Linked DNA regions of Homo sapiens: region 1 is linked to region 2. The links are chromatin loops, found by intact Hi-C in ENCODE. Cell type or tissue: B cell. All regions are shown on one strand. Links, peaks and the distances in the headings refer to the core of each region. The heading gives the core; the rest is flanking DNA. Region 1 overlaps PSG4 (pregnancy specific beta-1-glycoprotein 4). Region 2 overlaps ETHE1 (ETHE1 persulfide dioxygenase).

Region 1 (10,741 bases), core at 2,647-10,646, 330 kb after region 2:
GATCAGTGAACACAGCGGGGATTTGGCTGGGACTTCAGTGTTGCGACTTGGCTCACAGGGTCACTGTGGCCCTTCCACAGACCAGGATTTTCCCTTCCCTCTGACAATGTCACCTGTGACTTTATTCTCTTTGCTCCAGATGGCCTGGATGCCCCCACCATTTCTTCCTCATACACCTATTACCATACAGGGGAATTCCCCAATCTCTCCTGCCTCACAGACTCTCACCCACTGGCAGAGCATTCTTGGCTGATTGATGGGAAGTTCCAGCAATCAGCACAAGTGTGCTTTATCCCCCAAATCACTAAAACATATAGAGGGGTTTAGGTCTGTTTCATCCATAACTCAGCCACTGATGGAACAAATCTCATAATCAAGAGGATCATAGTGCCTGGTAAGTGGATCCCTGGAGCATTGGCAATATGTTTTCCAGTGAAGTCTATCTAGCTATCAGGGAAAAGCCACCTGCCCTCTGCAAAGGGAGAGGGAAAATCAAAAACCCAGCACAGGGAATATGTTTCTGCTCCAAAACCACCAGCTTTTGCCTGTCCCCTTCACTCTTTCTAGGTCATTCTTTAGACTATACACTAACAATGAACAATCTGAAAGGAAATTAAGGAAATAATTTCAATTCACATTAACATCAAAAGGAATAAAATATTTTGGAGTAAGTTTAATCAAAAAGGTCAAATGATTATATCCTGAAAACTACAAAACATTGCTGAAAGAAATTAAAGACGATATCAATATATGGAAAGACATTTCATTTTCATGGATTGGAAGAATCAATATTGTTAGAAAGACAATACTACCCAAAGTTAGTTGCAGATTCAATGCAACCCCTACCAGAATCCCAGTAACATTTTTTTGCAGAATTATAAAACTCTGTCCTAAATCTGACCTGACAGGCTCTTATTAATGACTGCCACAACAGAAACACTGAGAAAAAGAGGCAACCATGAAAACGTGGAAAGTTCTGACGACAGAAAATAGCAATCAGCCTTTCTCACATCCCAAAGCTTTAAAAAATATATGAGTGCAGCATGGCCAGTATGGAATTGACCAAAAACTAATCATCAAGCTAGAAACGTGGTGAGAGAAAAAAAAAGGGCAAGAATATCTTTGGCTTATCACCTCCCACTTTTGCCTACTAATCTGATGCTGAAAAGAAATGCTCACTGAAGCATTTTAGATTTTGAATCTTTCAGATTTGGGATGCTAAACCAGTAAGCATATGACAAATATTTCAGAATAAAAAAATGTCAGAAATCCAAAACACTTTTTGTTCTAAGTCTTATGCATAATACTCAATCTGTGTGAATTATAGGCATCAAGCTCTACAGCAGATCTCCAGAACCTCCCCACCTTGCATAACTGAAACTGCACACCCATGAACAACTTCTGATTCTCCCCACTCCCAGCTCCTGGCAAACAGCAGTCTCTTCTCATATTCACTCTGGAATCCACTTACATGAGGTCCCTAGAGTAGTCGAACCCAGGGAATCAGAGAGTAGAATGTCCAATGAAAGAAAATATTTGCAAAACTTCTCTCCAAATTTGTCTCATATCCATCAAACACACATGGTCCATGAGGACCAGATTTCCAGCAGTTCATTCCCACACTTTCCACCAGTCAGTTCTGCTTTTGCAAATGTCCATATGTATTTCTGGAAAGATCCACATGGTCCTCACCTGCCCTCTGCAGAAGGAGAGGAAACTTAAAGAACCCAGGACAGGGAACATGGTTCTGCTCCAAAGCCACCAGCTCTTGCCTGTCCCCTTGACTCCTTCTAGATCATTCCTTGCACTCTGCTCTATCTTTAGAGGTCACTGGTTCAAGTAAGTCATCATGAAACACCTGCAAAACACTGCCCCACTTTCTGCCTCCACTGGCTGATGACTGAACTGACCTCCAGGCTTGACTCTGGTCTCTCCTGTGTTATTTCTGCTGAAACATCCAGTCCCAGGCCAGACTGCTCAGTATCTTCAGGGTTTCAGGACAATGGGAAGTCCCATTATTACTCATCTCTAGAATGTCCTTGAAATGGAAGCTGCAGAGAAATCTCATCTAGGGGGGCAAAGGAGGATGGAATTTGGAAGGGGCCCAGTAGTTGCACATTCCAGGTAAGGAACCCAAGGTGAGCCAGCAAGTTAACTGATTAGGGAGGGACTGGGAGGGGTACAAGGGGCTGTGACTCCCACTGATATGTCTGTCCATGACCCAACACTGCTGCTCAATTGACACTTGAGAAAGTCTGTGCCTCCCTAAAACAGAGCAGGTGGCCTCACAGTCTTTGAGCCCTTAGATCATCATGCATCTATCTTGTGACAGAAGCACCAGCTATTGGCTTTCAAGGACTCGGGTGGGCTGAGAGGTGGGAGATGCCAACTCTGATTGAAGTATGCCTGTGGAGGAATCAAAGGTGCCACACAGGACAATCTTCTCTCTGTTATCCACACAGCAAAGCTGTCCAAGCCCTACATCACAATCAACAACTTAAACCCCAGAGAGAATAAGGATGTCTTAACCTTCACCTGTGAACCTAAGAGTAAGAACTACACCTACATTTGGTGGCTAAATGGTCAGAGCCTCCCTGTCAGTCCCAGGGTAAAGCGACCCATTGAAAACAGGATCCTCATTCTACCCAATGTCACGAGAAATGAAACAGGACCTTATCAATGTGAAATACGGGACCGATATGGTGGCATCCGCAGTGACCCAGTCACCCTGAATGTCCTCTGTGAGTATCTTTTGTTCCTCTGTGGGCCAGGACACCAGCTTAAATCCAAACCACCAGAGGCCAGGTCTCTCAGTCTCTCTCCAGTCCAAGTATAGACACCTTTACTTCTGGACATCCGAGGTGGCCATGACTCCCTGCCCTGGGAAAACCTAGGTAGGCACAGCCTTAACCAAGAATATAAGGGGAGGGGACGCTCTTGTCATGGGAGACTTGGGGCCTAAAACTTGTGATGGGAGAAACAGGTGAATACCTCAGGCTTCGGCTCAGTGAACATAGAGGGAGTTTGGCTGGGACTTGAAGGTGTGTCTTGGCTTAGAGGGTAACTGTGTCCCTTTAAGAGACCAGGAACATCCCCTTCCCTCGGATGACATCACCTATGGCTTTATTCTCTTTGCGCCAGATGGTCCAGACCTCCCCAGCATTTACCCTTCATTCACCTATTACCGTTCAGGAGAAAACCTCTACTTGTCCTGCTTCGCCGAGTCTAACCCACGGGCACAATATTCTTGGACAATTAATGGGAAGTTTCAGCTATCAGGACAAAAGCTCTCTATCCCCCAAATAACTACAAAGCATAGTGGGCTCTATGCTTGCTCTGTTCGTAACTCAGCCACTGGCAAGGAAAGCTCCAAATCCATCACAGTCAAAGTCTCTGGTAAGTGGATCCCAGCATCCTTGGCAATAGGGATTTAGGTGGAGTCTATCTGGCATTCAGGGAAGAGTGAGGAAAACATTTTTATTCCCAGCCTGTGTCCCATGGGCACAAGCAAATCCCAAATTCTACTCCTGAACACTCCCAATTTGTCTAAGAACTTCCAAAACTTTAACAAACAGGCTGATATCTTCTTAAAATTCCCAGCCTAGACCAAGCAGGAGAAACATTGATTTCATTGAAATAATTGACAATATTGAGGATAATATTTTTATGATTTTTATTTGAAAATTTGCTGATTCTTTAAATGGTTTGTTTTCTAGATTTATGGAATTTTTTTCTTTTAATCTATCTATAGCTTGTAGCAGTTCAATAAACTATACTTCTGGGAACCGTAATTGAAACATTTACTTTTGCTCTCTACCTGACTGCCCCAGAATTGGGCAACTATTCATGAGTATTGATATGTTTATGGTAATACACATATTTGCACAAGTACAGTAACAATCTGCTCTCTTTGTAACAGGACACATTTCAAATCATTGGTTATATTACCAAGGCTTTGACTGGGATGTTATATTCAAGAATATAGATAGAATGAACCAATATGAACTGCAGGCAAAGTCTGAAGTCAGCCTTGGTTTGGCTTCCTATTCTCAAGGGTTTTGTAAAAGTTTAATCTGAGAGTCCTTATAAAAACTTAGAGCAAATAAAATTCTAAAAGAGCGCCTACATGGTCTATTGCTACTCTTGCTGCACTTATGTAAAGAATCAGACCACGTTTGAAGAAACTCAACCTATTTTGCAAACAAACTTATTCTACTGAAATTATCATTGGTAAAACTAGAGATGCCCATAGAGAGAAAAATTATGTGGAAAATAAAAACTGTAGTACACCGGTTATGAGATTGCAGCTCTGTTCATTGTTTCTGTGTTTTTATTATCCACCTGTAGACTGGATATTACCCTGAATTCTACTAGTTCCTCCAATTCCATTTTCTCCCATGGAATCACGAAGAGCAAGACCCACTCTGTTCCAGAAGCCCTATAAGCTGGAGGTGGACAACTCGATGTAAATTTCATGGGAAAACCCTTGTACCTGACATGTGAGCCACTCAGAACTCACCAAAATGTTCGACACCATAACAACAGCTACTCAAACTGTAAACCAGGATAACAAGTTGATGACTTCACACTGTGGACAGTTTTTCCAAAGATGTCAGAACAAGACTCCCCATCATGATAAGGCTCCCACCCCTCTTAACCGTCCTTGCTCATGCCTGCCTCTTTCACTTGGCAGGATAATGCAGTCATTAGAATTTCACATGTAGTAGCTTCTGAGGGTAACAACAGAGTGTCAGATATGTCATCTCAACCTCAAACTTTTACGTAACATCTCAGGGGAAATGTGGCTCTCTCCATCTTGCATACAGGGCTCCCAATAGAAATGAACACAGAGATATTGCCTGTGTGTTTGCAGAGAAGATGGTTTCTATAAAGAGTAGGAAAGCTGAAATTATAGTAGAGTCTCCTTTAAATGCACATTGTGTGGATGGCTCTCACCATTTCCTAAGAGATACAGTGTAAAACGTGACAGTAATACTGATTCTAGCAGAATAAAACATGTACCACATTTGCTAATACTGTTCTCTTAAAATAATTTTAAAAGAATGGGGTGGGCCCTCCCATGTGTCCAGGCCAGGTCTCTGAACAGAATCCTCCATCTGCAGTAACAATGCCTAAGAAGATGACATGGACTTGGTCCTGATATGCAGCCATTCCTGTATACCCTTCCCCTGCTGCAGGGCTGTACTAGCCCAGGGCCCAAATCTTCAGCTGCAGAGCTGAGAGAGAACATGGGATACCCAGCATCCCTTACCTTCTTCCAGTTCACTGCAGTGGCTACCGGCATGGCCCATTTATCCCTGAGGACACCCATCTGCTGACCCACAGTTTCTAAGAGTCAGACTTTCCTGGCTTCTCTGAGTCCCAGCTACTTTCACTCTGCTGAATCCTTCTTCTCCCCACAGGTGTCATTGACTTAGCAGACACCTCTTTCAGCTGCAGCTAACAGGTAAGCCAAGACCCAGACCCCAGAGAATAAACAAGGATTTCAAAACCTACTGTGTCCAACGGAGATGCCCACTTGTGGGCGGCAAGCCACCCAGGTGCCGAGGCAAGAGACCGAGGGCACGAGCTTTTCCAGTATAATAAAATATAAAAGGAGAATAGTTATACCAGATATAGATCTTAGATATGATTATATAGGAATATCATTAATCATTAGTTGGTAGCAATTACTCTTTATTCCAATATTATAATAATCCTCGCTCTATGATTATAACCTAGGAAAAGCCAGGTCATAAATAGATAGGAGCTGGGGAGACATAGTGAGAAGTGACCAGAAGACAAGATTGCGAGCCTTCTGTTATGCCCAGACAGGGCCACTAGAGGGCTCCTGGTCTAGTGGTAATACCAGCGTCTGGGAAGACACCTGTTGCCAAGTGGACCATGGACTAGAGGTACCCTCAGTGTCAAGGAAAAACACCCACTACTTAGCAGACCGGGAAAGGGAGTCTCCCTTTCCCCGGGGGAGTTTAGAGAAGACTCTACTTCTCCATCTCTTGTGGAGGGCCTGATGTTAGTGAGGTCCAACCACAGTTATCCGGAGGCCTAACCGTCTCCCTGTGATGCTGTGCTTCAGTGGTCACACTCCTAGTCTGCCTTCATGTTCCATCCTGTACAGCTGGCTCTGCTGTTTAGTTAGCAGTAGCAAATTAGTGAAAGTACTAAAAGTCTCTAATAAGCAGAAATAATGCTGTAAGCTCTTTCTCCTCTCTCTCTCTGCCTCAGCTGCCAAACAGAGAAGGGCCCCCTGTCCAGTGGACACGTGACCCATGTGGTCTCACCTATCATTGGAGATGGCTCACACTCCTTATCCTGCCCCTTTGTCTTGTATACAATAAATATCAGCGCAGCCTGGCATTCGTGGCCACTACCGTTCTCCACGTCTTGGTGGTAGTGGTTCCCTGGGCCCAATTGTCTTTTCTTTTATCTCTTTGTCTTGTGTCTTCATTTCTACAATCTCTCATCTCTGTACATGTGGAGAAAAACCCACCGACCCTGTGGGGCTGGTCCCTACACCCACTGTACAGAGACATAAATAAGTAGAGATGTATACAACTCCCCAACAACACGGTGTCCTAAAACAATGTTCCCTTCCCCCCTCATCGTGGAATTTACTGTCTCTCACCACATGGGCAAGTGCTTCCAGGGTCTCACAATTCTTCCACAAGAGGCAATGCACACTTTAACATAGCACTTCAGCAAATAAAGTGGTGACAGTTTACCTACTTAGAATAAGTTTCTTGAAGGTTCTCCCAAATTTCCCCCTGAAGAAGACAGAAAAGGCTTTCCCAATTGTGAAACACTGGCCTTCCCACCTTTCAAAAAGGACCACTGAATAGCCAAAACAATCTTGCCGAAATAAATTGTAGGACTTGAACTTTCTTATTTGAAAACTGACAAAGTAGTACAATTATTAAAACAGAAGCTGCTGGCAAAAGATAGACATAAAGACAAATGGGATAGAATTGAGAGTCTAGAAATAAACCCTGACACTTATGGTCAATTACTCTTTGAAGGAGGTATCAAGACAATTTAATGGAGGAACAATTCTCCTTTCAAATGATAGTGCAGAAACAACTAGATAACCACATGCAAAACAGTTAATTTAGATAATTCTACCTCCCACGATATCAAACCATTCTCTAAAAAATTGATCACTGAGTTAAATATAAGACCTATAACCATAAAAACATCTTAAAATAAACATAGACGTAAGTATTGATGATCTCAAATGTGCAGTGGATTCTTAGATATGATACAAAAGCATGAGAAACAAGAAAAAAAGATAAATTGGGCTTTATCAAGATGTAAGCCTTTTGTACATCAAAGGAAATTATCAAGAAAATAATTAATAGGCACAGAATGAGAGAAAATATCTGCAAACCACATATAGGCAGTTTTCATGTCCAGATAATATCAAGAACTAGCTACAACTCAATAACAAAAGGACAAACCATCCAATTTATAAATGGGCAAAAGACTCAAATAGACATTTCTTCAAAGAAGATATACAAATAGTCAAGAAGGACATGAAAAGATACTCAACATCATTAGTCATTAGGAAAATACAACGTCAAAGCTACAATGAGACACCAATCACACCTACAAAACTGGCTACCATTCTTTTACAATGTTAAATAACAAGTAGCAGCATTATGTAGAATTTCGAATCCTCATATATTGCTGGTGAGAATATAAAAATGTACAGCCACTAGGAGAAACAGTTTTCCTGTTCCTCAAAAAGCTAATCATAGAATTCTCATTTGAAACAACATCCATTCCTAGGTATATACCCAAAAAATTAAATCCAGGGACTCAAACAGGTACTTGCATAGGAATGTTGATTGCAGCATTATTCACAAAAGATAAAATATGAAAACAATCCAAGTGTTCATCAACACATGAATAAATAAATATGGTGACACATACAACAGAATGTTAATCTGCCATAAAGAGGAATGAAGCTCTGACACCCGCTGGAACATGCATGGACTTTGGAAACATTATGCTAAGTGAAATATGTCAGAAACAAAATAACACCATTGTATAATTCCATTTATATGAACCATTAAGAATAGGCAAATTCATAGAGACAGAGTAGAGATGATCAAAGTCTAGGGTGGAACATACAGGGAGTTATTGTTTAAAAGATACAAAGTTTCAGTTTAAAATGATAAAAATTTTCTAGGAAAAATACTGGTGATGGTAATTTAACACTGTGTATGTGGTTAATTTCACTTGATTGTTTATTTTAAAGTGGTTAAAATAGCACATTATTCACAGAACTGTGAAAAATAGATTTCTATTATTTAATTCACCCAGGCTAAGGTGTTTGTTATGGCAGCTGAAGCCCATGAATACATCATCTGACCCAGTGTTTTCAATGAAAGGCATCAGTTTTCAATCAAGTTAGCTGGAAGCTCCTGTCCCCAGCAGAACCAGAGGCCCCAAAACAAGAGCTCCAGCAGGGGCTCAGCCAGCACAGGTCCCATAAGGCAGCCTCAATGTCAGGCCCTGGATGGCATGTGAGGCAACAGCAATACAACCACAATGTGAAATTGTAAGATTTTTACTACTTACAGACACTGGGGAGCACTTGGCACACCTGGAGACCACAGACACAGAGGTCAGTGAGCCCAGGCAGGGAGGAGAGAAGAGACCTGTAAGCGAATGGCTTTATTAAGTCCAGGGTGTTATCTGACAGGTTTCCAGCAGGGAGCTTTAATGGATGTGTTCAAAGCAAGCAGCAAACACTGGGACCAGGAGCTCACGCTGTGACTGAGAGGTGGTCACTTTAAATGTGAGGGCGAATGTCAGAATTATCAGTTTAAGGAAAGCAGCTGGAGAGACGGGAGCCCAGCACACCAAGCAGCAGAGATGCCTCTAAGATTTTATCTCTGGACACCAACTGGAGCCACCTGAACCAGATACAGTATTGAAAACTGCCATGGTGACCAAGCCCTGCCTCTGATTTGAGGCAAATAAACTTACACCTTATAAAAATGAATGCCAAGGCAACATGACACTATGAGCATCATGACATCCAGGGACACCAGCAGGGTGTGGTACTGTGCCCTGGAGTCAGAATCCTGGGTTCTGGTCCCTGGGAGTGAGAAAATGAAAATGACTTGTCCCTGCCCCCCTGATATTGGTCTTCCCATCCTGCTGCTCCCTCTTCTGCTCCCAAGCCCAACTGCAGTGCTCAGCCCCAGACATCACTGCCCCCAGGGTATACACAGTGCTGCCTACTGCACACAAACACAAACTCACAGAAGGTGACAAAAATCTGCATTTGGGACATCTGATTGTGAAAGAGGGAGAACAGTGAACGTAGAGCCACACAGACTGGGACTCACGGGGCTGGAAGGTGAAGGAGCTGTAACATAACGTAAGTGTGACCTCGTGTGAAGTGTGCAGATCCATGTGGAATAAAACATGCAGCCTGGCCTGGGATTGCTGCCGTTCACACTTCCCTCCCTGTCCACCAGAGGACGACAGAGTCCCTCCCAGCCTGGAGCCTTCCCAGGGGATGCCAACGTCCCTCATTAGAACCCACAGCCCAGAAGGGTCCACCCTCACCAGGGTCAATTCGGCCCAAGTCCTCAGCGCCCTCCATGCTCCCCACATGGACTCTGTCAGCTCCTCTCTGACCTGGCGGCCGCCAACCTAACACCACTCCCTCTGTAGGTAGCTCCAGCCCCACACACCTGCTCCTTCCCTGGGCCCAGCTAAAGGCATCTCCCAGGGCAGCGCTGGTGCACGCGACGCCACGCTGAGCTCTTTCCCCTCGTGACCTCCCTCCATCCTCATCAACTCTTTCTGTCACTGCTCCCTAAATGCCCGCCCCTGCTCCATCTGTCCTGTTCTCTGGGGCATCCCAGGCCAAGCCTAGTGTTGACACAGAACAGTGGCTGCCTGAGGGCCCACAGCCTCCCCGGGAATAAGCCAGGCACCCTGTGTCCTGCCTGCCTGCTGCAGCCCAGGGGGCGCAGAGAGCGTGTGATGGTCACACACAGGCACCATCCGGGATGTGGCCACCTGCCACCAGCTGTCCCTTGGGAAGACAGACCTCTCTTGTGTGCTTGCGGGGAGATGAGGGGTGTTATTGCTCTTTGCTCTCAGAACACAACTCACCCCCACCCGCCCTCTCAGGTGTGAGCAACGTCCCTCCAGACAGGATCTCTGGCCAATGCCTGTTCCTCCTCTACAGAGAGCAGCTTGGCCAGGTCAAAACCCTCAGGACAGACCCCTGGGTATGTCAGCACATGGAGGGCTGAGCCCATCATGGCCACGGAGTAAGTCGGGATGAATCTCTCCAGCTCTGAACCCCTGCTCTGTCCCAGGCTCCCCCTCCTGCGTCTCAACGAGCCATGTCCCGCGGGGTTCCTGGGTAACTCCCCACTTCCTCCTGCACCACAACGGGGAAGGTGTGGTGACCCCAGGACAGTCAGCTGGGCAGAGAAGAGAGGACATCAAAGATGGTCAGGGAGAACATGAGAAACCCTGAGCTCCAGCTCAGCTGCCAGACCCCAGGGAGCCATAGAGTGATGAAGAACTGTCCTCTTGACTCTGGGACTCACAGCCCCCACTGAGCAACCAGCACAGGCCTCTCCTCCCAAGAGGCATGAGAGATTCACCCTGCACACCTCCAGGAAGGACAGTTTCCTCTGGGACACCCAGGTCCTGAAGGTCCATCCTTGGAAGCTGCAGCCAAGCTAGA
Region 2 (10,741 bases), core at 1,104-9,103:
CCTCCACCTCCCGGGTTCAAGTGATTCTCTTGTTTCAGCCTCCCAAATAGCAGGGATTACAGGCGTGCGCCACCAAGCCCAGCAAATTTTTTTGTTTTATTTATTTATTTATTTATTTGAGATGGAGTTTTGCTCTTGTTGCGCAGGCTGGAGTGCAATGGCGCTATCTCAGCTTAGCGCAACCTCAGCCTCCCGAGTAGCTGGGATTACAGGCATGCGCCACCATGCCTAGCTAATTTTGTATTTTTAGTAGAGACGGGGTTTCTCCGTATTGGTCAGGCTGGTCTCCAACTCCCTATCTCAGGTGATCCGCGCGCCCTGGCCTCCCAAAGTGTTGGGATTACAGGCATGAGCCACTGCGCCCAGGCACATTTTTATTTATTTTTTTGAGACAGTCTTGCTCTGTCACCCAGGCTGGAGTGCAATGGCAAGCTCTCAGTTCACTGCAGCCTCTGCCTCCTGAGCGCAAGCGATTCTGCTGTCTCAGCCTCCCAAATAGCTGGGATTCCAGGCATGTGCCACCATGTCTGGCTAATTTTTGTATTTTTAGTAGAGATAGGGTTTCACCATGTTGGCCAGGCTGGTCTCAAACTCCTGACCTCAGGTGATCTGCACACCTTGACCTCCCCAAAGTGCTGGGATTATAGGCGTGAGCCACCATGGCTGGCTTGTCTGAGATTTTGGAGATGGGGGTCCATTTTTCTCTCCTTTATTTTTCCTTCTACTTTAAAAAAATGAATTGTTAGCCTGGGTGTGGTGGCTCATGCCTGTAATTCCAGTACGTTGAGAGGCTGAGGTGGGCGGATCACTTGAGGTCAGAAGTTCGAGATCAGCCTGGCCAACATGGTGAAACCCTGTCTCTACTAAAAATACAAAAATTAAGCGGTATGGTGGTGAGGCACCTGTAATCCCAGCTACTCAGGAGGCTGAGGAGGCAGGAGGAGAATTGCTTGAATCCGGGAGGCAGAGGTTGCAGTGAGCCAAGATCGCACCACTGCACTCCAGCCTGGGTGACAAAGCGAGATTCCATCTCAACAAACAAACAAACAAACAAAACCGAGTTGTTAACATTCATGGAATGAAAGGAGTCCACATATTATACATGTGTATGAGTACTTACCCAGATCCCGATACAGAACTTGCCCATCACCCCAGAAGTCTTCCTTGCCTCCCTTTCTGGCCAATGACCGCCCTCCTAAGGCACCATTCTTCTGATGCATTTAACCACAGGCCGGTTTTGCCTGTTCTGACATTATAAACAGGACTTATACAGTGTACTCTTTTGTGTCTGGCCTTTTTTCCACTCTACATGATGTTGGTTTATACTTGGAGTTCTTTCCTTCTTATTGCTATAGAGCAGCAGTTGGCCACCTTTTTCTGTGAAGGACCAGATAGTAAATATTTTCAGTTTTTACAGGTAGTAGGGTCTCTGTGACAGCTACTCAGCTCTCTTATTGTGGCATGAAAGCAGCCACAGACACTGCATAAATGAATAGGCATGGCTGTGTTCTAATAAGACTTTATTTGTGGCCTCTACATTTGGATTTTAGGTCAGGCTCATGCCTGTAATCCCAGCACTTTGGGAAGCTGAGGTGGGTAGATCACCTGAGGTCAGGAGTTCGAGACCAGCCTGACCAACATGGTGAAACCCCATCTCTACTAAAAATACAAAATAAGCTGGGCGTGGTGGGGTGTGCCTGTATTCCCAGCTACTCAGGAGGCTGAGGCAGGGGAATCGCTTGAACCTCCCCCGGGAGGTGGAGGTTGCAGTGAGCCCAGATGGTGCCATTGCACTCCAGCATGAGTGACAAGAGCAAAACTCCATTTCAAAAAAAATAAATAAATAAAATAAAAAATAAAATTTGGATTTCATATAGGTTTTTTTTTAAATTTGTTTGAGACAGGCTCTTGTTCTATTGCCCAAGCTGGTATGCACTGGCGTGAGCATAGCTCATTGCAGCCTCCAACTCCTGGGCTCAAGTGATCCTCCTACCGCAGCCTCCTGAGTAGCTGGGACTATGGGCATGTGCCACCATGCCCAGCTAATTTTTAAACAATTTTTTGTAGAGACTGAGTCTTGCTGTGTTGCTCAGATTGGTCTCAAACTCCAGGCCTCAAGCAACCCTCCTGCCTCGGCCTCCCAAAGTGTTGGGATTACAGGTGTGAGCCCCATCTAGTTTTTACATGTTACTTTGATAGTTTTCAATGTGAAAAAAAGTTAAAATGATTCTTAGCTTACAGGCCTTACAAAAACTGATGGCAGGCCAAATTTGGTCCACTGGCCATAATTTTTGCCCTACAAAATGGGCAGGTTGTGGTGGCTCCTAGGCTCAAGCGATCCTCCTTGCCTCAGCCTCCCAAAGTACAAAGTGAATTACAGGCATGAGCCACTACACCCTATTTTCCTTCTGATTATTCAGTTTTTGGCTACCACGAATAATGCTGCTATGAAGATTCTTCTGCTAATATCTTAGGGAACATTGTCATGAATTCTAAGGACTGGATTTTCTGGGTCACTGAGTCGACAAATGTTTAATTTTCATAGAAACTCCCAGTTTCTTGAACTGGTTGTTCATCTTACATAAAAGATGGGACAAATTTAAGTGGTTTCATTGTAGAATGAGTTTTCTTTCTTTCTTTTTTTTTTTTTTAGAGACAGAGTCTCACTCTGTCCCCCAGGTTGGAGTGCAGTGGCACAATCTTGGCTCACTGCAATCTCTGCCTCCCTCTGGGAGCCTCAGTTCCCTGCGCTAAAACACAGGGTTTATCACAGCACCTTCCTCTTGAGGCTGTTTCAAGGATTAGCTGGCTGCCTTCAGGATCTCCAACCCAGAGGTTCCCCTTCTAGGTGTGAAGCCCAGAGACACCCTTGCTCATGTGCACAAAAGACAGCAGGGGTGTAGGGCAGGGGACAAAGTACACAGCAGGGGACTGTTTAATACATGATGACGCTACAAGGCAGTGGATCGCCAAAACAGGAGTAATTCTTTTTTTTCTGAGACAGAGCCTCACTCTGTCACCCAGGCTAGAGTGCAGTGGCGCAGTCTCGGCTCACTGCAACCTCCGCCTTTCGGTGATCCTTCTGCCTCAGCCTCTCCAGTAGCTGGGATTACAGGTGCGCACCACCACATCTGGCTAAATTTTATGTTTTTATTAGAGATGGGGTTTCGCCATACTGCCAGGCTGGTCGTGAGCACCTGGCCTCAAGTGATCTGCGTGCCTCAGCCTCCCAAAATGCAGGGATTACAGGAGTGAGCCACCGCACCTGGCCCAAGTTTTCTTTTTTTAATAAACTGATTGAGAAGTGAACATCTTAGCTGCCACAGGGTGGCCGAATCAGAAAGTTAGGTTTGCTGTTAAATATGCTGGCTTAGAGAAGTACTGCTGAAAACACTGATCCCCCAGGTCCCTTAGAATCAGAGAGTCTGATTTAATTGTTCTGGGTGGACACAAGGAATTGGCATGTTTTAAAAGCTCCACCATTGATTCTTATGTGGCTCAAGTGTGGGTTTCAATACTTCCTCCTTTTAACATTGTGAAACGAGTAATTTTTCTTCCAACATTTTATTATGAAAAATTTCAAGCATAGAGAAAAGCTGAAAAAAAATTTTTTTTTTTTTTTGAGACAGGGTCTCACTTTGTCATCCAGGCTGGAGTGCAGTGGTGCAATCATAGCTCACTGCAGCCTCAACCTCCTGGCTCAAGCGATCCTCCTGCCTCAGGCTTCCAAATAGCTGGAACTACAGGTGTGCACCACCACTCCTGGCTAGTTTTTGTGTTTTTTGTAAAGACAGAGTTTTGCCACATTGCCCAGGCTGGCCTCGACCTCCTGGGCTCAGGCAATCCTCCCTCCTTGGCCTCCCAAAGTGCTGGGATTAGAGTGAGCCACTGCACCAGGCTTAAAATTTTTTTTTACAGTGTACATCTCTAACCATCCATCACTTCATCTTTTTTTCTTTTGAGATGGAGTCTCACTCTGTTGCCCAGGCTGGCGTACAGTGGCACAATCTTGGTTTACTGCAACCTCTGCCTCCTGGGTTCAAGCGATTCTCTTGCCTCAGCCTCCCGAGTAGCAGTAGCTGGATTTACAGGCGAGTGCCACCACACCCAGCTAATTGATTTTTAAAAGATTTTTAGTAGCGATGGGGTTTCACCATGTTGGCCAGGCTGGTCTCGAACTCCTGACCTCAAGTGATCCACCTGCCTTGACCTCCCAAAGTGCTAAGATTACAGGTTTGAGCTGCTGTGTCCGACCTATTCTTTTTTTTTTTTTTTTGGGTGGGGGTCTCGCTATGTTGTCCAGGCTGGTATTGAACCCTGGCTAAGGTGATCCTCCCGCCTCAGCCTCCCAAGTAGCTGGGCCTACAGACGTGCACCATCATGCCTTGCTGTAATTGTTCTATTTTATTATTAGTTATTATTGATTTATTAATGTGCCTAATTTATAAATTAAACTCTATCATAGGTGCGTATGTATAGGAAAAAGCATAGTGTGTAGGGTTCTGTACTATCTGCGGTTTTAGGCATCCACTCCGGGTCTTGAAATGTATCCCAGGCAGATAAGAGGTGTTTACTATAGTTTTGAGTAATGAAGGGAAAGAACTTGGGAACCAAATGGAAAAGAAGCTGAGAGCTTACTTGCCACCAGGGGGCAGTGTAGGCCGTGGGAACTCCAAGGCCAGCAAGCTGAATGCTTTACAGGATTCCTTCTGGGTTATGTTTCTTTGATGGGGGTAGTTTCAGGTTTAGCTGCTGCAGGCAACAGATGAAAGAAAAGCTCTGGGGATGTGTCACAGACATGATGCATCATGGAAGGGAAGAATGAATTTGTTGAAAGAATTTGGGGTTAGGCAGGCTGGGCTGTTGCGGAAATCACTCGACAAGTTTCAGGGACAATGAAGGCTGCTTTAGGTCAAGATGTTATATGTTCCCCACCCACAATTTCTTATTTTGAATTTTTTAAAATCTACATTGAAATAATAGTACAAAATATAACAATACACAAGCACAGGCCGGGCGCGGTGGCTCACGCCTGTAATCCTGGCACTTTGGGAAGCCGAGGTGTGCGGATCACCCGAGGTCAGGAGTTTGAGATCAGCCTGGCCAACATGATGAAACCCCGTCCCTACTAAAAATACAAAAATTAACCGGGCATGGTGGCACGCTCCTGTAATCCCAGCTACTCAGGAGGCTGAAGCATGAGAATCACTTGAACACCCAGGAGGTAGAGGTTGCAGTGAGACGAGATCGCACCACTGCACTCCAGCCTGGGCCACAGAGCAAGACTGTCTCAAAAAAAAAAAAAAAAAAAAAAAAAAAAAACAAGCACAAATTTCATCAGCCATCAGAGCAATTATGTCACTATAGGTCATGAAACTTTTAGAACCGCGCCCCTCTCCCCCAAATGTTTTTGGGGAATGCGAGTGAAAATGGGCAAAAAGTCCAAAAATCGTTTTGATTTTGCAGAATGTCAGGGTTCTCTAGGCTATACTTTGAGACTTCCTCTTTTACAAAACCTTTGTCACGTCTAACAAAATATGCAGTAACTTTTTTTTTTTTTTTTTTTTTTTGAGACAAGAGTCTCGCTCTGTCGCCCAGGCTGGAGTGCAGTGGTGCGATCTCGGCTCACTGCAAGCTCCGCCTCCCGGGTTCATGCCATTCTCCTGCCTCAGCCTCCCGAGTAGCTGGGACTACAGACGCCCACCACCACGCCCAGCTAATTTTTTTTTTTGTATTTTTAGTAGAGACGGGGTTTCACCATGTTAGCCAGGATGGTCTCGATCTCCTGACCTCGTGATCCGCCCGTCTCGGCCTCCCAAAGTACTGGGATTACAGGCGTGAGACACCACGCCCGGCCAATATGCAGTAACTTTATATCATTATTAAATATTCAGCTGTGTTCAGATGTCTCCAATTACCCGAGGAATAATTTTTACAGCTTTTTTTTTCTTTTTTCTTTCTTTTTTTGGTAGAGATAGGATCTCACCATGTTGCCCAGGCTGGTCTCAATCTCCTGGGCTCAAATGATCTTCCCCTCTCGGTGACTCAAAGTGCTGTAATTATAGGTGTGAGCCACGGTGCCCAGCCTACGGCTGTTTTTAGGAACCAGGATACAATTGAGCTTAGTGTTTGGCCATTATGTCTATTTAGTCTCTTTTGTGTGTGTGTTTGTGTTTTCTTTTTCCTTCTTTTCTTTTTGTTTTGTTTTCTTTTTTATTATTTATTTATTATTTTTTATTTATCAAAAATCTTTTTGGATCTAGAACAGTTTCATATCCTTTTGCCCCAGGATATTGACTTTTTTTTTTGAGACAGTCTCGCTCTGTCACCCAAGCTGAGGATATTGACTTTTGTTTTTTGTTTTTTTTTTTTGAGACGGAGTGTTGCTCTGTCACTCAGGCTGGAATGCAGTGGCATGATCTCTGCTCACTGTAACCTCTGCCTCCCAAGTTCAAGCAATTCTACTGCCTCAGCCTCCCCAGTAGCTGGGACTATAGGCATGTGCCACCACGCTTGGCATGCTTGGCTAATTTTTTTTTTTTTTTTGAGGCGGAGTCTCACTCTGTCACCCAGGGTGGAGTGCAGTGGCGTGATCTCAGCTCACTGCAGCCTCCGCTTCCTGGGTTCAAGCAATTCTCCTGCCTCAGCCTCCCGAGTAGCTGGGATTACAGACATCACCACCACGCCTGACTAATATTTGTATGTTTTGTGGAGATGGGGTTTCACCATGTTGGCGAGGCTGATCTTGAACTCCTGACCTCAGGTCATCCACCTGCCTTGGCCTCCCAAAGTGTCGCGATTAGGCGAGCCACCGTGCCTGGCTTCGGCTAATTTTTGTATTTTTAGTATGGATGGGGTTTCACCATGTTCACCAGTCTGGTCTCAAATTCCTGACCTCAAGTAATCTACCTGCCTCGGCCTCCCAAAGTGCTGGGATTACAGGCGTGAGCCACCGTGCCTGGCCGCATTTAATACATTTAACCTACTGAACATTATAGGTTAGCCTACTTTACCTTAAAGTGGTCAGAACATTTACATTAGCCTACAGTTGGGCAAACTCATCTAACACAAAGCCTTGTATTTTATACAAGAGTGTTGAATATCTCATGTAATTTATTGAATACTGAATTGAAAGTGAAAAACAGAATGGCTGTATGGGTGCATGGAATATGATTTCTATTGAAAGTGTATCACTTTTGGCTTGGTGCAGTGGCTCATGCCTGTAATCCCAGCACATTGAGAGGCTGAGATGGGAGGATTGCTTGAGGCCAGGAGTTCAAGACCAGGCTGGTCAACATAGTGAGAGCCCATCTTTACTGAAGAAAAAAAAAGACAAATGAAAAAAAGAAATAAAATGTATCACTTTCACATTATTGTAAAGTCAATAAATTGTTAGTCATCGGGCACATCACACCTGTAATCCCAACACTTTGGGAGGCTAGTGTGGGCAGATTGCTTGATGCCAGGAGTTCAAGACCAGCCTGGTCAACATGATGAAACCTCGTCTCTACTAAATAACAGTACAAAAATTAGCTAGACACAGTGATGCGTGCCTGTTATCCCAGCTACTCAGAAGGCTGAGACACAAGAATCACTTCAACCCAGGAGGCCGAGGTTGCAGTGAGCCGAGATCATGCCACTGCACTCCGCAGCCTGGGCGACAGAGAGAGACTCTATCTCAAAAAAAAAAAAAAAAAAGAAAAAAAGAAAGAAAAAAAAGCCAGGCATGGTGGCTGACTCACACCTGTAATCCCAGCATTTTGGGAGGATGAGGCAGGCGGATCATTTGAGGTCAGGAGTTTGAGACCAGCCTGGCCAATGTGGTGAAACCCCATCTCTACTAAAAAGACAAAAATTAGCCAGGTGTGATGGTGAGTGCCTGTAATCCCAGCTACTCAGGAGGCTGAGGCAGGAGAATCGCTTGAACCCGGGAGGCGGAGGTTGCAGTGAGCCGAGATCGCACCACTGCACTCCAGCCTGGGTGACAGAGTGAGACTCTGGTTAAAAAAAAAAAAATCATAAGTCAGACCATCTTAAGTCAAGGACCACATGTATACCAAGGGTTGAGCCACAGGGTATGTGTAGATTTAGCTTTAGTAGAAACTGCCCAGTAATTTTGATTTGTAGATGATCTTTATATATTCCGGATCCAAGAACTTTGTTGGATCCAGTACAACTCCTTTACCTGTGGTTTCACTTTCTGTGGTTTTAGTTATCTGTGGTCAACCATAGCGTGAAGATATTCAATGGAAAATTCCAGAGATAAACAATTAGTAAGTTTTAAATTGTACATCGTTCTGAGTAGCATGATAAAATCTCACACCATCCCACTCAGGACATGAATTATCCCTACGTCCAGTGTATCTGTGCTGTATAGGAGTATGTTACCCATTCGTTAATCACTTAGTAGCCTTCTTGATTATCAGATGAAAAAAAAACATAGATTGGCCGGTCACGGTGGCTCACGCCTGTAATCCCAGCACTTTGGGAGCCTGAGGCGGGTGAATCACCTGAGGTCAGGAGCTTGAGACCAGCCTGACCAACATGGTGAAACCCTGTCTCTACTAAAAAATACAAAAATTATCTGGGCATGGTGGTGGGCACCTGTAACCCTAGCTACTTGAGAGGCTGAGGCAGGAGAATCACTTGAACCCAGGAGGGGGAGGTTGCAGTGAGCCAGGATCATGCCATTGCACTCCAGTCTGGGTGACAGAGCCAGACTCCGTCCAAAACAAAACAAAACAAAACAGTATTTATAGGGTTTGTACTATCTGAGGTTTCAGATATCCACTGGGTTCTTGGAGGTATCCCCTGCGGATAAGGAAGGACTACTGTTTATGTTTGTAAATATCATTTTCCACTCTGAGGGCTACCTTTTCACTGTCTTTTTTTTTTTTTTTTTTTAAGGCGGAGTTTTGCTCTTGTCATCCAGGCTGGAGTGTGATGGTGCAATCTTGGCTCACTGCAACCTCCGCCTCCCGGGTTAAAGCAATTCTCCTGCCTCATCCTCCCAAGTAGCTGGGATTACAAGCATGTGCCACCATGCCTGGCTAATTTTTGTATTTTTAGTAGAGATGGGGTTTCACCACATTGGCCGGGGTGGTCTCGAACTCCTGACCTCAGGTGATTTGCCCGCCTCGGCCTCCCAAAGTGCTGGGATTACAGGTATGAGCCACAGCGCCCAGCCACCACTGCCTATTTTTTATTTTTAAAAGTGTAAAACATTGAATTTTATTTCAACGGTATTGCTTTTAATGACTGTTGGGTATTCCATTTTTATATTAGTGTGCTTACCTTTTTAAAATTGGTTTGCAAGATCTGTTTGTATATTAAGTATATTGACCACTGTGTGGTATGTATATGTTACAAATATATTTTCCCAGCATATTGGTTCTCTTTAGATTTTGTTTATGGTGTTGCTGCCATTCAGAACCTTCTGACTGATCTTTTCCTTAATGATTTATCACTTTAGGTATCACATTTGAATATCCCTTCTGTATTAGTCTGTTCTCATGCTGCTAATAAAGACATACCTGAAGGCTGGGTGTGGTGGCTCACGCCTGTAATCCCAGCACTTTGGGAGGCCAAGGCAGGTGGATCACGTGGTCAGGAGTTTGAGACCAGCCTGACCAACATGGTGAATCCCCATCTCTACTAAAAATATAAAAATTAGCCAGGTGTGGTGGTACATGCCTGTAATCCCAGCTACTCAGGAGGCTGAGGCAGGAGAATTGCTTGAACTGGGGAGGCAGAGGTTGCAGTGAGCCAAGATTGCACCACTGCACTGCAGCCTGGGTGACAGAGCAAGACTGTCTCAAAAAAAAAAAAAAAAAAAAGACATACCCAAGACTGGGTCATTTATAAAGAAAAAGGGGTTTAGTGGGCTCACAGTTCCACCTGGCTTGGGAGGCCTCCCAATCATGGTGGAAGGCAAAACAGGAGTGAAGGCATGGCTTACATGGCGACAGGCAAGAAAGTGTGTGCAGGGGAACTGCCGTTTGTAAGATCATCAGATCTTGTGAGACTTATTCACTATCATGAGAATAGCATGGGAAAAACCCACCCCCATGATTCAATTACCTCCCACCGGCTCCCTCCCACAACCCATGGGGATTATGGGAGCTATAATTCAAGATGAGATTTGGGTGGGGACACAGCCAAACCATATCATTCCACTTTGGTCGCTCCCAAATCTCATGTCCTCACATTTCAAAACCAATCATACCTTCCCAACAGTCCCCCAAAGTCTCAACTCATTTCACTATTAACTCAAAAGTCCACAGTCCAAAGTCTCATCTGAGGCCGGGCATGGTGGCTCACACCTGTTATCTCAGCACTTTGGGAGGCCAAGGCAGGCAGATCAGCTGAGGTCAGGAGTTCAAGACCAGCTTTCCCAAAATAATAAAACCCTGTCTATACTAAAAATACAAAAATTAGGCAGGCATGGTGGCACATGCCTGTAGTCTCAACTACTCGGGAGGCTGAGGCACAAGAATTGGTTGAACCTGGGAAGCAGAGGTTGCAGTGAGCCAAGATTGCACCACTCCATCCCAGCCTGGGTGACAGAGTGAGATTCTGTCTCCAAAAAAAAAAAAAAATCAACAACAAAATAAAGTCTCATCTGAGACAAGGCAAGTCCCTCCCACCTATGGGCCTGTAAAATCAAAAGCAAGTTTAGTTATTTCATAGATACAGTGGGATCCAGGGATTGGGTAAATACATCCATTCTAAATGGAAGAAA

What was found. Hi-C counts contacts between places; a loop is a spot of excess contacts. Peaks named below come from ENCODE experiments on the same cell type or tissue, not always from the same donor. Only the 100,000 strongest peaks of a DNase experiment are listed, where the experiment ranks them.
Region 1: it touches region 2 in a loop (16-fold over the local background); 5 of 110 quality-filtered maps call a loop at or near these places.

The regions. Positions count from the first base shown.
Region 1 is chr19:43,186,995-43,197,735 of GRCh38, reverse strand. PSG4 (pregnancy specific beta-1-glycoprotein 4) reads left to right here. Exons shown (of 6, transcript NM_002780.5): 4 at 2,463-2,741; 5 at 3,142-3,396; 6 at 4,348-5,034. The coding sequence ends at 4,364. Among named protein-coding and RNA genes, the nearest start is that of PSG5, 5.8 kb to the right of the region's middle. In B cell, for the core only: a CTCF peak has its summit at 5,808 (motif pointing right); no DNase peak of the experiment used is centred there.
Region 2 is chr19:43,513,581-43,524,321 of GRCh38, reverse strand. All of the region lies in intron 3 of ETHE1 (ETHE1 persulfide dioxygenase), which reads left to right. Among named protein-coding and RNA genes, the nearest start is that of ETHE1, 8.2 kb to the left of the region's middle. RefSeq lists an enhancer at 10,669-10,741. In B cell, for the core only: CTCF peaks have their summits at 4,439 and 4,638 (motif pointing right); DNase peaks (open chromatin) are centred at 4,671 and 5,451; H3K4me3 peaks cover 347 bases; H3K27ac peaks cover 682 bases.